Regions from separate parts of the Mus musculus genome. Here region 2 is linked to region 1. A link is a loop called in an ENCODE intact Hi-C map of the cell type or tissue named here. Cell type or tissue: heart. All regions are shown on one strand. Each heading gives the region's core, and the rest is flanking DNA. Links, peaks and the distances in the headings are about the cores only. Region 1 overlaps Lrmda (leucine rich melanocyte differentiation associated). Region 2 overlaps Lrmda (leucine rich melanocyte differentiation associated).

Region 1 (9,690 bases), core at 3,930-6,429:
TGTTTGTTTGTGTTTCTCATTTTAGAATGCTCACTCTCTGTAGCCCAGGCTGACCCGATATTCACTATGTACCCTAGGCTAGCTTTAAACTTATGGCAGACTTTGTATCTCAGTCTCCCTGGTGCTTGGATTACAGGTGTGTGCTGCCACTGCAGGTTAGAGCTTTGAGCTTTTGTTTCTTTTTAAGATTCCTTGTATAAAAATTTCTGTTACTCATGGTTACTACTGGCATCTTATATTTGGATATTTCTCTCCTTGGAAGAAAAGATTCTTTTCTAGAAGGTAAGCCAAAATCATAAAGTCTTTATCTTGAGTGCAGTGCCAGTACTCAGCATGAGAAGGCAAACTACTGTGATATTTAAAGCAACTGTAGAGGAAAGTTTTAGCCAAAGCTCGTCTTTGTGGTCAAGAGGCACGTTCCTCTGACTCTCAGGGTCAGATGAGAGCTTGCTGGAGCCAAGAAAGGCATTCTGTGGTAATAGACCTCTGATCCTAGCCTTCCATCAACACATCTGTCATGAGAAAGTCACTGGGACACCTGGCCCAGGCCCCACCCATGTCCCGACTAGATGTAGCTGTCACTGATTGAGTTGTGTGGCAATTTTATTTCTAATTATGTATGAACGTAACATAAATTACTCTTAATATTCAAAGCAGAAAAATCACAAGAAAATCCCAGACTAGTAAATATAGTCTCATGTCCCATCTGGATGTATGCACAAAAGTGTGTATGTGTGGGCATGTGTGTGTTTTCAAATATTACTGTGATGACACAGGCTGACCAAGGCAAATTACCAAAGAAAATGCTTCATTTGGAGCTTACAGTTTCAGAGGATTAGTCTATGACGATTGTGCTAGGGAACAAGACAGCACGCATCGCGTGGCACTGGGGCAATAGCTGAGAGCCGACATTCTTTTCTACAAGTAGGAGGAAGAGAGAGCTTGTTGAGAATAAATATGGACGTTGGAAATCTCCAAGCCTAGTGACATTTCTTCCAAGAAGGCCACACCACCTAATCCGTCCTAAAGAGTTCTATCAACTGTAGACAAAGTAATCAAATGTATGAACTCATAGGGGACATTTTCATGCAAACCACCACAGTGCCCTTGCAGGTGAATAGTATTTTCTTCATGTTTTCCTTGAATTTTCTTATCTTTCTTCAGTGAAATATTATTGGCAAGAAAAATATATGAGTGGTGTAGGTGTGAAGTAGGACTCCATAGCTTCTCCTTTCCTGGGCACTTGTCCAAGTCTTACTTAACCTGCCTCCTCCTAGAAGTCCACCCTGACTGGCTCCTTACCTCTGAGCCCAGCTGTGTGACGTTTCTTTGTAAAATATGTTTAATCTCTTCAAATGCCTATGAGTCACACACTAATAATAGTCATATATTTTCTCTTTATTGCCTACAAGGCCAGACATAGTTTAATACATTTCATCTTCTTCTTGAGCAGTGGGAGCCTAGTACTGAAAGGACAGAAAGGATGGAAAAATGTGGCCATCAGAACATTGCCCTGTTCTTGTTCTTATTCCCAGGAGTGGCCATAGCCTTCCCTCGATGAACAGTCATAAGCTCCAGGAACATGGCAGTGCTATGGTCATCCTCTCAGCTATCTCTCTCCTATGGATAGCTGTGACCTGTCTGTTTCTCCCCTCCTCACATGCAAGTGGAGATAATCATTTGATGCCCTCTGTGTAGCCTTGGCTGTCCCGGAACTCACTCTGTAGAACAGGCCCCCATTCTTGTTGGCATCTTTTGGTCTGCTGATAAATAAATGTTCGGTGCAGCCCCAGGAGAAATCTTCTGTTTTGTAAAACACACAGTTCTATCAGTCAAACCTGCCTCCTGTCCACAATGAGGTCCTCCACCCATCTGATCAATGACATCAGTTTTCTGCTTTAGACTGCAGAGTTCGCCTCTCCCTCACAATTCAGGTTTCCTTATCACCCTTGGCCTGATCTTTAAACTGAGTTCCCTCCAGCCTCTTCTATCCCCTTTAGTGTGGGACTTTTTAAAAGCTCTGTCTATTCCCATAATGCCCCTCTTCTTTCCTTCTGTTCAATTGGTAGCTTACTCCAGTCTGCCTTCCTGTGGATTTGCTGCCTCTCCCCCTTTATTTCCTGAGCTAGCATTATTCCCAGGGATGTCCCTATTACTATACCAAAGATGCCTTTCAGTGCCCCTCTTAGCTATTTAGCATCATTGGAAGCCTTCTCTTCTTCTGGGGGATGGAGGCAGTATCACTGGGTATTGAATATCAAGCTCCATGCTTTCTAGAAAACACTGAACCAATTATGTGCAGCCCAGTCCTCTTTACATTCTTTGTTGTTGTTTGTTTATTTTTGTTTTGGGGGGGATTTCTTTTTAGAGACAGAGAGAGACTCACTAAGTTGCTTATGTTGTCCTTGAACTCACTCTGCAGCCCATGCAAGCAATGGGCTTAGGGCTTCCTTTTCTCAGCCTCCCTGGTAGCTGGGATGTCAGGCCTGGCCACACCCTTCTTGAGCCACTCTCTTTCCTTGACTCTTGGGACACATGTACCCTCCCAACCATGAACCAGCCCATGCCAGTGAATGTGGAAGTCTCTCAATGATGAGTCAAGTGCCTGTTTCCCTCAGACTGTGCTGTCCCTGTTGGAGGTCTCCTTCATGTCCAGGGTTTTGGTGGGAACCGTGTAAATGTCAAGGAGGGAGTCCTCCTCTGAGCTGGTCTCCGCAAGGACCAGCCTAGACTTCTTGACAAGTCTCCATGTTCCCAAACTCCTGACATTCTTCATGCTCACAGCTGGTCTGCCTTCATATATCCTGGGCTCTTGGGGGCCAGCTCTGCCACCTCATTCATCTGTGTAAGTTGAAAATTTGGGCTGGTCAGTTCATCCCAACATCACCCCATTTTCTTCACTCTCCTTTTCCCCAAGCCACACAGTCTATTCTTTATCATCACCCTAAGCGTTAAGACCACTTTATGGAGTGACTTTGGTTAAGTCCTGGATCATTACGAAGCCTCTGAAGAGACCCACTTCCATCATCTTTGCCTCTGTCATGGCCTCCTCTGCCTCTTTCAATAGTTCCTTGCCAAATTAAAAAAACAAACAAACAAACAAACAAAAAACAAAACAAGGCATCCTTCTGCTTCAACTCTTGCATAGGCTTAGTCTTGCTTTTAGTATAAATATATTATGTGCCACCCTCTGGCACCTGCAGTGCTCCTGCCACCTACTCTAGCTACAAGCCATCCATTTTTATCTATTTTTATCCCTGGCACGAATCCCTCACCTCTGCAGCCCCTGGATGCTACTCCCTAACCCCCAGGGACCTCTGCCCCTGCTATTTCTCTGCCTGAAACTCTTGAGATACTTTCTCTTAGAACCCAGCTCACCTGTCTTTCTCCTGCTCCAAGATCAGATCTCGGCTCTGCTATGGATACTCAAAGCAGCATGCTTATTTTTCCTTCATCCCATTGCCTTTGTAATGGAAAGTGTGCTTCCTGTGTCATTTTGCTCTTGTGTTTCCTTATCTAATCTTTTAAGTAACTTAAGCCAGGGACTGCATAGCCCCGCCCCCTCACCCCATCTTATACCTCCATTGCCTGCCCACCGTCATGCTTAGACCACACTGAGACTCAATAGTGATCTCCTGAATGACTAAAGCATTTGGGGAGAGAACAATGTAATCTATGACTTGGCTGTAAAACCTGAGCTGTCCTGTAAGCGAGCACACCTAAACATCAAGCTCCAGGCCACCACGTCAGAACCAAGAAAGTGCGGGTGAGCATCAAGCACGAGGCTCTCCGTGCACATTCTGTGCGGTTGTACAAACATGTCAGGGTTTAGTAAATCACATTTGTTTCATTTAAATAACTTCTGACCAAAATAATAACACAGCTTTAGAAAAAGACATTAGGTACCCACTTTTGAAGAGTTTGTATAATTTAACACACAAGAAAGCCTTTAGTGTAATTATGTGCAGACATATACAAAGGATCAATGCTATTTATTTGGGCCACCCCCACCATGAAGAAGAAGAAGAAGAAGAAGAAGAAGAAGAAGAAGAAGAAGAAGAAGAAGAAGAAGAAGAAGAAGAAGAAGAAGAAGAAGAAGAAGAAGAAGAAGAAGAAGAAGAAGAAGAAGAAGCTCTAGCCATGCCTCAGCTTGCTGCATTAATTCTAATTTAGAAAATCTCCCCCACCGATGTGGGTAGGGGTTCCCATGGGGGCTCATCTTTTCCTCGTGTCAAAATTAGTCATTTAAATTAGAACCACGTTGGATAGCCTGGGTGCAGCCAATGTTGCGGCTCCAGTCCAGGGAGCAGTTAAATGTAGCCACCTGAAGTTGATTAAAACTTCACCTGTCAAAGCCAGTATGCCCACATTTGAAAATCTTTAATGTAATTAAGAGAAGCACATTATGGGAGGTCAAGTGACTTTCCTTTTGAATTCTACTTCTAATCTGTCGTCAGATGGGTGGAAATTGCCAGCTGAAAGAATTAATGGAAGCTACGAGAAGGAGTGCAGGCGGGGGTAGGGGAGTGGGAGGGGGAAGAAGCTGGTGGCAGGAAAGCCAGATGGAGGTTCTGCCTCCTTGCTGAGGTGAATAAGGAGTTTAGGGGAGCCCTAGCTTCTGCCATGAGACCTGGGGTGGAGGGTCCATGTGTCCTCACTGTGTGCACATCAGGGACTATAGGGTAGGGGCCTAAGGGTAGCTGCACAGCTCTCTTGCTTATCACCAAGGGAGATCTCTGGCCAGAACAGCCTGGACAGGCAGAGTGGAGCTGGCGCCGGCCTTCATCACCCTTCACTCAGTACTGCCTGATTAACATCACGGTTCAGCTTGCCTCTTGCACTGATCCCCACAAAGAGCCTGAGAAGGAGGGCAGGCACAAAGAGCCTCCCACTGTCCAGCCTCTGACCCCAGGCTGTTCCTCGGGAAGTACTTCTCCCAGGTTGGCAGCCATCAACACCTTAGGGGTGGGGAAGACCCACAAGGCCTGGGTGTGACCCTTTATTTCCTTCTGGGCCTACGGTTTCCTGGCCTGCTAAAGCCATCTCTCACTGTACTGGGTGTGGCCCAGCTCTGGAGATCCTAGTGCAATTTCAATACCAGAGTGCTGCCTTTGGAGATTAAATTACCCAGGGCTTTGCTGTGTGTTCTAGCCTGAGGGTGTTAGGGTGCCGTTGACAGAAGGCAGAGCATTTCTCCTTGCTGCCCCCCTAGCCCCACCCCTATTCTTTACACTTCGAATTTGTGTACATTAGTGGAGGTATGTGTTTGAAAAAGGGTTACATCTGTCAGAATGTTGCCACTGAAGATCTGCCCCCTTCCTTGGAAACTGACGTGAGAATAAGCAACACATGACATTTTGGCTAGGCTCCCGAAGAACAAAGTTTCCAAACTGGAGGACTTAGGCCACTCCCCTTTGACTTCTTCCTGCAACTTAACCAGGGGCAGAAGGCTTCAGGAAAGAGGGGGGCATGATGGTGGTGGTGGTGGTGGTGGTGGTGGTGGTGGTGGTGGTGGTGGTGGTGGTGGTGGTGGTGGTAGCATTTGAATTTTCTAGTCAACAGTGTCTCTGATGTTGTCTGGGAAGTGTGAACGTCTCCACGGTAGGTAGGATATACACAGTCTTTGGGACAGAGTGGACAGTCAGGTCAAGTTGAAATACGCATAGGCATCTTGGACTGTCTTAGACAATTGAGCATGTGCCCCAGAGGGTCTTTTAAGTTACTAGAATTAAGGGAGAGGTCACAAAGCGAATAAGCGGTTCTTAAAAGGGTCTCAGGGAGCCTCTTCTCATTCTTGTCTCTGCTTACATGTTCTTGGGCTTGGAGGCCTGCTAGTCTCCGATGAAAAAGAGAAACCAATGTTGGGATGGAAGAAAGATGGTAGGGAAGCGAGTGAAAATCCAATCTGAAACTGCCTTAAAGTTAAGTGAGGAAATCTGAGGAGAGGCATAGTCAGGAATCTTCCCTGTCCACCATGCTGCCTTTCTTGGCCAATAAGAAGATGCCTTCCCATCTCTCCCTGCTTCCTGCCTCCCTCCCAACACCGCCTCCCGCCCCCCACCAAACAAAAAACAAAACAAAACCAAACAAAACAACCGGAGCAGTGTTTCCGAACACAACTCCTTGTCTCCAGGTAAAAGCCAGCACAAGGTGGTGATGGGGGAGCAGGTTACCCCTCAGCTCCAGCTCCCCCACCCCCCTACCCCCTGCTTCCTCAGCCCCAAGGTCACAGGTAAAAGTGAAGAGTTCTTGCCAGCTTCTCTCAAAGAAGAAAGCTGTCTGCTTGCCATGGTAACCTTTTCCCAGGTCTGGGGCTGTGAGGATGAGGTACAAAGTTCACAGAGCTTCTCATTGTGAGCTCTTTTAATCGTGCCCCCCCACCCTACCCCATCCCAAAGCCACGGAGGCTGGTTTACAGCAGTATTTAAAGCTAAGATGCCAAATGAAAAGTTCCTCTTTTAGGTTGGTGCTTATACAAAGCTGCTTTGTGGTTTTTCTCGGCCTGTCAGACTTGTCAGGCCTAGTAAGAAAAAGTATATTGTTTCCAGCACTTGGATTCCTTTCTCCCTGACATCTGCCACTCTGTAAAGATGATAAATTCCTGCCTCATTAGCCAAGGGTGTGGGATTACAGGCTGACAACACATTAATCACCAGCCTCGGTGGCAGGCTGACTAGCAATAGGCATTGTTAACAAAACTTTTCTAATATGTCACTCTTCTCTATGACAGCGTGTAATCAATCATTGTGATTGACGGCGCTGATAGATTACACTATTTATACTTTGTGTAATGAAAGATAGTGTTTCCACCTACTGTCATTTCTGGACTAGTGACAGAGGATCGGTGAATGGAAACAAACACAACAACAGGGCAAGCCCTCATTGCCCCCCAAAATATCTACAGAAGTCTCCCACCTTCCCAAGCCTGGAGTCTAGTTCCTATTTCTGGAAATGAACACAGCCTCAGGACAGGACCTTCCTTGGTGGTGATTGTGGGATAAGACGTGATGGTGGGCAGTGCCTGGAAGGATACAGGCACTGTGGATCTTCAGGGAGGGCTGGTTGCAATGGGCATAGTCCCAGATTCTGTTAGGTCAAGTTGATACAGGTAGATTCCCTAGGCGGCTCTCTGTCGGCTTAAGCATGTACCACTGAGCCCGGGCGCTCCTCCTCTCCTGCCAGATGAGAGATGATTTAGATGTTGATAAAATATTTGTTCTCTCATGACTCTGAGGGCAAATATTATCCTTGTTGCCCATAATTGTACAGCACTTCATAAGTCAACAGCACCCGGAGTGAGCAAAAAGCCAACAGTGGGAGGGGGCGGGCAGCTGCTGCTGCAGGCTCTGGCTGGGACCTGTTTCTCCAGCCCTTTGAAGCCCAGAGAGTTACAATCCAGAGGGTACTAGGGACTGGGACAAACCAGCAATGCATTCTGCTCTCTTGTACCAGGTATTTCTGGGGTGTTCTTCCCATCATTTTTATTTTGGTCTAAAACAAATTTGTAAAGGATGCAGGCTATTTTTGACCCACTGGAAGCTCTCCTTTCAGCATAGTGGCAAGTGCGGGTGACGTGGGGCTGCTGGCGCCTTCTGAGTGGGGAGGGCTTTTGCTGCCAGGGAACCATTACTCAGCTGCCTGCGCCTCCGCCCCTTTGAAGAAACCGTTGACAAATATTTTGCTTAACTTTCCTTTGCTGTTGACAAAACAGGGACGTCCTTTTCCTTAGTTCTTTGAGGTGGTTCAAGAGCTCCTCCGTCCTTCCGGGTTTTTTGTTTGACTTCCCAGATCTGATGGTCCCCAAACTTCCCATTTCATGGGAGGTTGAGCTTTGTGTCCCTGAATTGTGAGATGGTTAGAAAGGTGAGAAGTAGAAAGAGATGGGGGGTGGGGGGTTGTGTGTGTGTGTGTGTGTGTGTGTGTGTGTGTGTGTAGCTGCGTGCAGTTGGTAGGCATCAGACCCTTGCAGTCACCCTGACAGTTGGCAAAGCAGGAGGAACCTGAGACCTCCCCCTGGTGAAACTTTTAGAGGAGCTTGCAGTGGGAGGAGGCATGGGGAGCCAGTGAGACTAAACTTTAATCTCTCTGTGAAGTTTGAGTGAGCCTAGATGATTAATGAGAGGGCAGGCCGTCTGATTAAGCCCTTCCGAGTCATGAGACATGATTAGTAGGTGACAGGGACGGTAACAGTATCCAGCCAAACCCTTGTTTCTTTCACGGCTCCGGCTGTTATATGATTAATGTCCCCAAGGGCTATCTTGAGGTCAGGCAGGGGAACCTGTCAGAACAGGTGGAAGTGACAAAATGGGCAGAAAGTCCTTAGGGGGGATGAGAGCGATGAGGGAGAGAGTGGAGGGGGCAGGGTAGCCAGATGGAGCCTGCGACCTTTCTGTGATCCGAGCAGGCACAGGAAGCTTTGTGGGAATGGAAACAGGGAAGAGTCACAAAACTGCAGATGTTTCCAGGTCCTTGGTGCATCAAGGCCTGCCAGTTTGGACTTGAGGAGAGCGCCTCCTGACACGCTAGTCTTTGCACATGGTTTGTGTTTGGAGCTGGACTGGGCTGGAACCACTCTGGGCCCTGCAGGATTAATGTGGGGCACCCACACCTGTGCCTGTGAGTGCTGGAGCAAGTGGCTCGCTCAGGGGATTAACTGGGCAGAGTTGATATTTCAATCCACCGCCGCTTTTTGAGGCCAACATAGCTACAGGGTCTTGAATGCACTCCTTGAGAAAGTTGATATGGAGCTGGAGAAGCCTCTCAGTGGTAAAATATTTGCCGAGCCTGCATGAGTTGAATCCTTAGAGCCACAAAAATACAGGAATAAATCACTAGGAGAAATAAAACAGGTTCTCTGGAAGGTTTGCTTGACTTTACAGAATTACAAGCTTTTATATTTAGAACCGAAAATCTGGAAAACTCACACTGTAAGTGAGGTGCTTAATACCCAGTGCCTGACGGGAGACTAGAAGAGTCTCAGCCTTCCTGCTTCCAGTTCTGTATAACAAACCATCAGGACCATGATTGCAAGTCTCCAACCATTCTATTACATATGATCTAACCAACATGACCTCCATCTTTTTCTTGTTCTTTGATCTTTTGAGACAAGGCCACATTCTGTAGTCCAGGTTGGCCTTGAAGGTATGCCCCTTTGCCTCAGGCTGCGTGCTAAGACTGGGATCTTTGCCACCTGGCCAGACTATGCCTCTGCTCTTCTTTCTCCTTAACAAAGTTCTTTTCCTTCCACAAGGGGCTTTTACCTGTTTTGACTCCATTTGAAGCCTCCATGAACTCCCCTAGGAAAGTAGTCTTCATCGATGCGATTGGATGACAGTGACCTTGATTGACAGGGTTCAGGAGGGTGGCCATTTTGGTATCCAAGTGAAACGGATTGCGTTCTTTTTTTTCATCTGGCAATCCTGGGTTTGTTTCTTCTCACTTTGATGGCCTGTGTGTACAGCAGTTACACTGAGCAGCTGCACTAGGCCTGTGAGTGATCAAGTAGTGCTCTATCTTCAACTACTAGAAAGCTGGTGCTTCTGGACCATCTACCAGATAGCTCCTGATGTTCACATGGTTATAACACTAACTGGGTTAGAGCATGCGCTGAGGAGGGACCAGCTCCTTCTCTATACTTGTCCTCTGGAACAGAAGCTTACAAATTGGAAACCTATAGTATAGAGGGTTCTC
Region 2 (9,690 bases), core at 4,638-7,137, 110 kb after region 1:
GGGATATGATGGGAAACACAGAGGGACAGGCCACAAACAGCAGAGCTGAGAAAGGCTTAGAAGCAATCTGGTCACAGATTGCAGTTGGGTCTGGTGGCTGCGTAGTTTAAACAAGATGATGAATGTCAAAATCCCTGACAAGGGCATGCATTCTGCAGGTTACCCGTTCAGCATGGGAATAGTTTTAACTCCTCAAGTCTGCAGATAAGAAAACTGAACTCGAGAAAACAGACCCAAGTGATTTATGTAAATGGCAGTTCTCAGAGTACGAACACCAAAACACATTTTCTGATTTCTAATTTGATATCTCAGCACTAAGATGTGCTAAAAGCCAGATTACCCTATCTTTAAAGAGAAGAAAATAGAATCTTAGGACTTCCCTGATTTGAATTTGGGATTAAAGCAGTTTCAGTAACATTGGAGGAGCTGCTTGGCTTATAATCATGAAATCTATGGGGTGGGGGCTTGGCTCATTGGGTTTAAGGGTGGCTTTTCAGATCCCAGAGCCATTGTGACAACAGCAACAACAACCACAACCACCACCACAACAACAGCAATAACAACAACAACAACAAAATTTGTTGTTTGGAAAGTAGCTCTATATCCTTCTGGACTATTTAGGAATGAACAAAACCTAGATTTGCTAGCTAGAAAAAACATGCTAGGAATTCATTCGTAACATGACTGACTATTTAATATAGACACATTCCATCTGAGTACATGCATGTCTCTTTGAAATATGACCATAACATTCTCTCTGTTATGAGTAGAAATTTTTAACCACCTTGTGGGTTAGAAACTTTGGGTTTGACCTGGTGACATGGTTTCCTCCTTAGGGTGTTAGCGGACATGACTTGCAGAAATATAGCGAGCACTTGCATGTTGGACCCTGTTTTCCCTCCTCACACCACGGAATGGCTATGTAGAGAGATGAGGCATTCCACCCCAGACCAGGTAGCCTAACGTGATTCTGACAGTAGACACATAGATCATGTCAGATGAGTCTTGAGGACTTTCCACCTGAGTGGAGCCCACTACTTTCTGACCAAAACTCCCATGAAACAAATTTGACAATGTCTGTTCTATGCTGTGAAGTCTTGTGCGCTTTCATTTTACAGCTATAGGCAACTCCTACCCCTTGTAATTTTTTTCTCAACACATCTCAGATGTTACTTCAATCCTACAAAAGTATTCAGTAACAATTTAAACCTAGGCTTTTTAAAATTCACTTTGGCCTGGGGAGGAGGAGGAGGAGGAGGAGGAGGAGGAGGAGCAGGAGGAGGAGGAGGAGGAGGAGGAGGAGGAGGAGGAGCAGGAGAAGGAGGAGGAGGAGGAGGAGGAGGAGCAGGAGGAGGAGGAGGAGGAGCAGGAGGAGGAGGAGGAGCAGGAGGAGGAGGAGGAGGAGCAGGAGGAGGAGGAGGAGGAGGAAGAGGAGGAGGAGGAGGAGGAGGAGGAGGAGTGAGAACTTTTGGAAGATATTTTGGGGAATGTTTTCTCTTAAGCTATTTTTTCCCTTACTCTCATTTTAAGTGTTTCTCTATTTCTACCCATGGAGTCTAAACTGTGTTTGCTTGCCCTTTAAGTTGGACTTGGTAGTTGTATGTGTTACTTCTATTGTGACCAGACACCCAGTAGAATCAACTTAAGGGAGGAAGAAGTTATGTGGTTCTCAGGTTAAGAGGATACAGTCCTTCATGATAGGGAAGTCATCTTTAAATTCATGGTAGCAAGTGCATGCAGAGGAAATCCACATCTCAGCAGACCCAGAAACAGAGCATTCGAAAGGAAGCAGAGAGGCCCTGGAACCTTCAGTGTCTATCTCTATGACCCTATATGTGCAAAGTAGGCCTTATGTCCAGAAGTTCCCATGATCATCTAAATCTGCATCATCGGCTAGGAAACACTAAGCAGACAGTTCGTCTTCCAAGTGTGATGGCAGTCACACTGAGTCTTTGCTCACTTGCTCTGGGATGCATTTTTGGGCCCTCTCCTGCATGATTCTGTGTGTCGCAGAAGGTGCCCTCATTGGTTAGAATCCTCTGCCAACTAGAATCTAGTTACAGTTCACTAGTTCACAGAATGGGAATGAGAAGTTACTTGTAAGAAGGGAGAAAGAAGCAGAGATTCTTTACCATGTCTCCCTGCATCCAAGAACAGTGGCTATGCCTCTTCTGTGGCCATGTCTCTCCTCAGAAGCCTCTCCACAGGTCTGTCCTTCATGGTGAACCATGACTCTCGACTCTTTTGATGCTGTCTCTTTCCTTAGCTCATTGAGTATAATGGTAGAAGTTACTTTTCAGATCTAACGTTCACCTTACAGTGAACCAACATTGGCCTTTACTAAGAAGCCCAAGCACAAGGTTGCTATTACATGCAGAAGAATCAGGTTTTCTCGGATCATGGCAAAGAACACATGAGGACAGATCCTTAGGAAACCATTTTGTTTTGTTTTGTTTTGTTTTGTTTTGTTTTGTTTTGTTTTGTTTTAAACCAGGCCCAGAGAGTTTCTGGAATGGATTTGCCCAGTAGTTTAGGGCAATGGTTCTCCACTAGGGAAATCCTTTGACATCCTTGATGTCTATTTAATGATCTCTGAAGATGTCTGTGTTATAGATATTTGTGTGTTCCTGTGTATGCATGTGCAGTCAGGTGCATGCGTGAATGCATATGTGCAGGCCAGAGGTCTGCATTGTCATCTTCTTTGACATCCACCTTTTTTTTTTTCCCCCCAAGACAGAGTCTTTCACTGAACCTGCTACTCACTCATTCCACTGATAGTGGAACAAACATTTTCAGGGATCCCCTATTTTGGGTCACATGACAAAAATAACAGATGTGCCAGCATGCTCAGCTTTAATGTGCATGCTATGCTGTAGCTCAGGTCTACATGCCTCAGTGCCAGGCATGGTACTTGCTGAACTCTCTTCCCAGTCCCTTGAAGACATTGAAAAGTGCATTCTTTTGGAGCAGATGTGTGCTTACCTCATACACAAGGCTTTAGCTAAGGATCTGTGATCTCTCAGAAGGCTCTCAGAAGAGTTCTCAGAAGGAAGGAATTATGAAGTGCAAAGTATTAAAAATGGAGGCTGAGATGCCTTGATCTACAAAATCAGTTTGAGTTCTCCGCCATAGCTAGGTAACACTTTGCCCCACCCCAGGCTTCTTTCTCAAGATCAAGTCCCCTTTTTAGAGTACTCAAATGTTCTCTTTATGCCCTAAAAGATGTCCCTTCAAGTTTGGGCAGCAATTAATTTCTGATTTTGTACTTTGTAACCCAGTTTCTTAGGTTCAGATTGGCAAGAAGTAGCTTGACACTGGAGGAAGAACCTGGGGCAAGAAGGTAAGGTCAGATCGACCTCAAGAGAGCTGGATTTTCAGAAATGATAGGCTAGCTTTAGCTTTTTTCTATGCACCCTAAAGAAGTTCATGGCATCTCCACTGATTAAGAACTGTGTTTCTAAAGTTCTCTGGCAAAAGGACATCTCTGCTCCAGCTAATGCTGATGGTGCTGCACTGCAATACTATTATCCTTGGCTTGAGAACAGAGCGAGCATGTGTGGATGGGCCTGCGATGTTTTATAGGACACTGGCTATAACTTTTTAATGTCATACCACCCACCCACAGCAACCCCATCCCCTGGAGCACTAAATGCCTTTCTTATCACCAATATTTGATGAGAAAATGCTGTTGGGTGTCTTCCTCCAAGTAGACGGGAAATCTAACCATGTTCCTTGCAGCCTAGTGCTCTGTCCACAAGATCTGATTTGTTTTTCTCACCCTAAATTTATAGACAGTTCCAAGGAAGCATATCCTGTTTGCTGTCTGGAGCAGCAGGAGAGTGAGGGAGAGAGTGATTTAGGGAGTTTGTTTTTCTCAAGACTTCCTTGAGCTGCTTTATGGCTTTACAAAAACCGCTGATCTATTCCTCCCTAATTTTATGAGCAAATTGTTCTTTCTTTTCTGATTTTTTTTCCCCCACTGAGTTTTCTTGGCCGACCCAGGCACCAATTATCAGAACTCCCCGGGCATAGTTGGATCCTCCCTAACATGTGTATAGCTGTAAACATATTGACCCCAGAAAATGAGGCTCTAGCTGTAGGCTCAGGCGAAGTCCTGACTTAACAATACGACTTCAAGTGAGAATGCCAACGTGGAATCATTTTTTTTCCCTGGTGACCAACAAGTATCTGTGATGGTTTAACAGTAGTGCAGAGCACCCCTGGAGCCCGTGTCCCCAAAACCTGGCTTAGTAGGGTGGTGGCACTGAGCCAAAGCTTCATTCATTTACAGCTTTCTTTATGGACAAGTGCTAAGAAGGAAGCCATCAGCCAAGAGAAAGTTGTCTGTCACATTCATGAGGAGATGGATAATTATGAATAATTAGAGACAAAGATCCAGTTACAGAAAGGTGTGAGAGGCAGTGCAGAATGTTCCTCCTTTAAAGATGTTTGCCTGGGTTGGACCATTTGCCTGGGTTGGACCATTTCATTACCTTTACTAGGTGACAGTGCAGCCTTTTAGATAAGATCAGCCAAAATGCTGTTGAGAGTGAGTCCTGGCTCATTTAAACCCCTCTTGCTTTTAGGGTCAATCATATATTTCCCTTGCAATCCAGTTGTGTCTGGTTTTTCTAACAAGGGATCTCTTCCTGAGCCATCCTTGTTTAGCTTCCTATAGTAAGATACTCTGACTCCTGGATGTTCCAACAGCTCAGCAGGATAAAAACAAATTTGAGGGAAAAAAAACCAAACCATCACCTAGACACTTTTTATGTGTGCAGCTGTTGATCAAGGCTTTGGTTATTTAAGCTGGTGACATTGACTCTGTGGGCGCAATGACTTACAGAGGTCACCACACTGCAAGTTCACAATAAATGCTGGTAAATTAAATATATTAGAGTATCTATGTACTTCACACTTTTATTTTTAAGCAATGGGGTTTATGGCACAACATAGGCACAGTGGATTTCAAGACTGACCTTAAAGAAAAATACTGACAGAACTTTGGAGAGCCACACTATAGTAGAAAAGGAGTGTGTGTGTGTGTGTGTGTGTGTGTGTGTGTGTGTGTGTGTGTGTGTGTGTGTTGGGGGTGGTCCATTCCTCACTCTGAGAAGGTTTCAAAGCTTTTCTTTGGAAGGTTTAAATTTAAGCTTGAAGAAGTGGGGCTGAGGCCCCATTCTTGTCTGGTGGCCATTCTTTCTGATGAATAAATGTGAAGAGTGCTTTGAATCTGGTTTTCCCTCTGATAAGGAATTTTTTTTTCCATGCTGTCTTTTCTTTGCACCTGAAGGAGCACCGAGGGTAAAAAATAGAGGCCTGTTTCCTGTTCCTAACTGGAGCCCTCAGAAGGCTGTCAGAGGAGAGCAGCAACTCTGTGGGATTTATGCCTGGGACCTGTCAGAGTAAAATGATCATAGCAAGCCCTCTCTGCCATCAATCACAGAGGGACCGGGATGGCAAGGACAGGCATTTTTCAAATTTCTTTACTGTGCATATTTAGTTTTGTGCCTGGAGGAGGTCTAACTCCTTTGAACCATTCTTGGAGATTTTTTTTTTTCCCATCAGATGGCAGCTCTGAGAACTACTTAATCTCTCCCAAAGTGCTTCTCTCATTGGCCAGCTGAGAAAAACAGCCAGCAGGTAAAGGGGGGCAAGGTGGCAGGGATAATCCATGGATAAGTTCAGAGAGGAAAAATTTGGGGTTCAGAGCATGGTGGCTCCAACATCTGGGCTGTGGCACTATGCTGTCTGCCTAAGGCTTCCTTCTTCCTCATTTCAGTGTCACATGGTTGTTTAGTAACAAGAACACAGAGCTGACACTGCTGTTCTTATCACTGGGAGAATTCTTCTGTCCCAAACAGCTGTTTCCCACATTTGTCAAGGCAGAGTTTGAAGGGAAGTGGGGTGGCCATTCCTTCCTGCCCATCAGAGAGGTCTGTTTGGTCATGATAACATTCAAGGAGTGCATTTATCCATCTTGCTACTGAAGGTGAAAGGCTAGGGTCACAAAGAGAAAAGACAAGAAGAAACCTGTTGGAAAGGTTTATAAATCCTGCCAGGAGTGCTCTAAACAAGAAAAGGAGCCTGTGGCTGGATGTGTAAAGTCTTGCCACATTGATAGGGACCTGATTCTCCAGACCTAGGAAGCCATCCGTGTAAACAGAGAACTGTTGCTTGAATCAGGTCTGCTTTGGCTTAAAGTCTGAGAAACACATTGCCTTCAAAGTGAATTCTTAGGTGTCACTTCCCATAAGTTATGGCAGAAGATTACAAAGCTACTGATATAACATATTAGTTTGATAGACAGAATTATACCCCCAACGCTTCCTGCTCTCCCCAATGACGCACAGTAACGAGTGTGTCTTGGCAGCTGCCTTGATTTACCACCAGTCTGGGAGGCCAACCGGGAGAAGGAACATTCACATGGATGCAGGGCCTGTGACTGGCCCCAAGCCTAGTTTATAAAGCTGCCCTGTAATTCACCACAAATGTGTCACCATTAAAAGAGGAAAAGAGGATTGCAGATAATAAATACTCTCTAATTTATTAGCTAACAACAAAGAGATCAGAGCCAGTTGTGATGTGATTGTTTGACATAATATTGTCAAGGAAAAAAAAGCTAAGTTGACCAGAGAGGTAAATTACACATTCAAGCAGATACATCAACTCTTGGCTTGTCACAAGCCCAACTAAGCAAAACACCAAACTGAGGAGAGAGCTGGCAGTACTCAGTGCTATTTATCTCTAAAGGAGACATATTCAAGAGCGAGTGAAATAAGACATACTTCTTTTGGACTTGGTCAGAGGCCAGATTTTAACTGTTATAAATTAAATGTTTTGTGAACGAATTTGGCAATTCTCCTTGCTTTTGTCCTGATGGGGAGATGAGCAAGCCTGCTGTTTGTTTGATGCTGATGGTTTGGACAGCTGGGGTGTGGGCTTCTATAGTTGGGTGTTGGGAGGATTCGCAAATTCCTGTAACTAAAGCATGAAGCACAGAACAGTTCTTGAATGTGGTTCTTTGAAAACTTGGTGGCATGGAAATTGTCACCTTTTTTGCTGTGGCTTCCTCCTCTGTACTTTGACATAATCACCTGGGATGCCAGCCGCAGATGCAGGTTCAGAGTAGAGTTATGAGACCTTACTTAGAAGAAGTGTCTGTCTCTCATTCCATCACGGTCTGTAACCAGGAACTAGTTGGAGGCAATCCATAGCCTCTGAGCATTTGCTGTGAGTTACCTTAATGAAGCTGAGAGTCAAGGGAGCCTGTTGGGATGTGGTTTGACATGAGCTGATACCCAGAATGGTTTTCCCAGTCCTGAGTCTAAAAGACAAGCGGTTTCACCTCAGTGAACATTCGCCTTTAAGTCTCACCTGCTAGTTGAACATGGGTTTCTTGAATTTACGTCTCAGTCTTGAGGCAAGGATGGCAGTTGACACCCTGTAGGAAGGTGCAGGAAAATGTTCCATTCTTAGGATATGAATTCAGGGTTGGTGCAGTTAATATGCTGTTAATCGATTTGGATGAGTGGATCTCTGTCTCTCTGCCTATGTCTCTCTGCCTCTCTGTCTCTAGAATTTGGTAGATTAGTAAGACTATAAATATGATGAAAGGCATATAGTGAAAATCTTTGGAAGGAAGAAAGAGAGAGAGAGAGAGAGAGAGAGAGAGAGAGAGAGAGAGACCTGAGTGGTTGAGAATCTTGGGAGGACCTGGGAGACATTGGAAGAGGGGAAAGATAAAGATAATCAAAACATATTATATGAAAATATTTTTCATTAAAATGCTTATTTTATGTAGTTTTAGATTTTGTGTGTGTGTGTGTGTGTGTGTGTGTGTGTGTGTCTATTTAATATGCTGGAGATGGAGGCCAGGGCTTTGTGCATACTGCTGCCCTTTTCATTGCTCTAACACTGACATGTGGTAAGTGACTTCTTGCGTCCAGAGTCCAGCCGAATGGTCCCTTTCTACTGCTGTTAACTTGATGTCTTTGTCTGTTGCCCACTCCTTAATCTTCTTCAGCCTTGCTTGGTGTTAAGTTTGATAGATATTGATCTGGAATTTCCCTGTAGATGGCATCTTCCTTGAATTTCCTGTTCGATTTGAGTAAATGCCTGTTCAAATACTGTTCTCATTTTGAGTCAAGGGACTTGTAGGTTTACAATCTTGGATGGCTGTGATTAGCTCACACCAAGCACAGTCACCTTCTCCTTGCAATCACATAGCTCCCACCCCACCCCACCAACCCTCTCCTTTGCTGTGTTTGATCATGCTGGTGTTTACTATGCTGTACAGTCCATACTGTAATGCCACCAGTTTTATATGCATCCAACATGATTTGCTGTTTCACTTTTCTGCTTGTCAAAAAAAAACCTTTTCTTTCTTCCTTGGTCCATTCTTTACTCCCAACAAGGTGTTCTGTACCAATGCCACATTCTGAGCTTGGTTACCGACCACCATGACTTTATTTCAAGTTCATTTTATTTTAGGAAGTTATGACTTGTTTTATAAGCACAGTGTACTTTTATGATGTCAACTCCCCCTTTTACAAATCCCTTAGGGCTCCTCCTTGCTTTTGGGATATAGCCATGGTGCCGTAGGCTACCCACTGGGGTCCTCTGAACCTTAACCTCAGTTTTTTTTTTTTTTTTTTTGTTGTTGAATAAATGAAGAAGACTTTTTTGCTATTTAAGTCCCCCTGTCAAACCAACTTGCCTGTTCATGGTCACCAGGCAGGTTATTCTCTTTCTACCTGTCTTCCCACTGGGCTTTTCCCCAATACCTTTCTAAGTTCTGTTGGATAGGAAAGACACACACAAGGTCACTAGAATGGTATGACATTTACTGCCTTTTTGTCCTTTTCTTCATGGAGAATAAAATCATCCTGTTGAGCAAAGTGAACTTTTGAAGTCTTAGGATGATCATAAAAATCTATAGCCAACTCAAGTCTAGTAAGATGCACAATGACTGCTACCAAAAAGGCAACCCCCAGCTGTTCTTTATACCAGCAATAATTTACAAGGGGGTCTTGTTGTATGTTGTGTTTCATCTCTTGGTGACATAACCTAAACTTCAGGAGCATTGATTTGGAAGATGACTTTGGATTTAGCAGACTACTGTTAACCATGGAAGGACTGAGTTCCTAACATACCCTGGCATTCACATACATGGCTACTGAGATCTCTTATTTCTCACCCACTCTGTGACCATTGCCAGCATAGATAAAAAGCAAGCATCATTTCACATCACACCAAGCTAAAAGCGTGTCTTTCCTCAACCAAGAAGATGGAGTGTGCGCCAGGCCACATGGCCCAGTGGATGGGAATGGATGGTGCATTCAGTAGCTTTAAGGCAGTGTCAAGCAAAATAGATTTAAATCATTCTGAAAGATATAAATCCCAAGAATGGATATATTGTGCAGAATGAAATGAGGCTCAGAAAAGAATTGATTGGGAAGTATACCAAATGGAATAGAATATAGCAGAAAGGCACATATTGGAGAGAATAAAGTATACTTCAGTTTGAAGGGTATTGAATTTACTAAGATACAACTGACCGGCTATAAAGCAAATGAATAAAATATGTAGCCACGTCAGGTGGACAGTCAATGGGAATGACTTAATAGAGATCTATAGTAGCACATGACCAGCTCCAACCTACATTATGTTGACTTCTCATGTAATTTC

The links. Peaks named below come from ENCODE experiments on the same cell type or tissue, not always from the same donor. Only the 100,000 strongest peaks of a DNase experiment are listed, where the experiment ranks them.
Region 2: it touches region 1 in a loop (2.9-fold over the local background); 2 of 42 quality-filtered maps call a loop at or near these places.

What each region holds. Positions count from the first base shown.
Region 1 is chr14:22,643,167-22,652,856 of GRCm38, forward strand. All of the region lies in intron 5 of Lrmda (leucine rich melanocyte differentiation associated), which reads left to right. Among named protein-coding and RNA genes, the nearest start is that of 4930405A10Rik, 110 kb to the left of the region's middle. In heart, for the core only: no CTCF peak of the experiment used is centred there; a DNase peak (open chromatin) is centred at 4,985; H3K27ac peaks cover 1,710 bases.
Region 2 is chr14:22,753,998-22,763,687 of GRCm38, forward strand. The region is part of intron 5 of Lrmda (leucine rich melanocyte differentiation associated); the gene reads left to right. All of the region lies in intron 1 of Gm30926 (a long non-coding RNA gene), which reads right to left. Among named protein-coding and RNA genes, the nearest start is that of Gm30926, 43 kb to the right of the region's middle. In heart, for the core only: no CTCF peak of the experiment used is centred there; DNase peaks (open chromatin) are centred at 5,834 and 6,374; H3K27ac peaks cover 730 bases.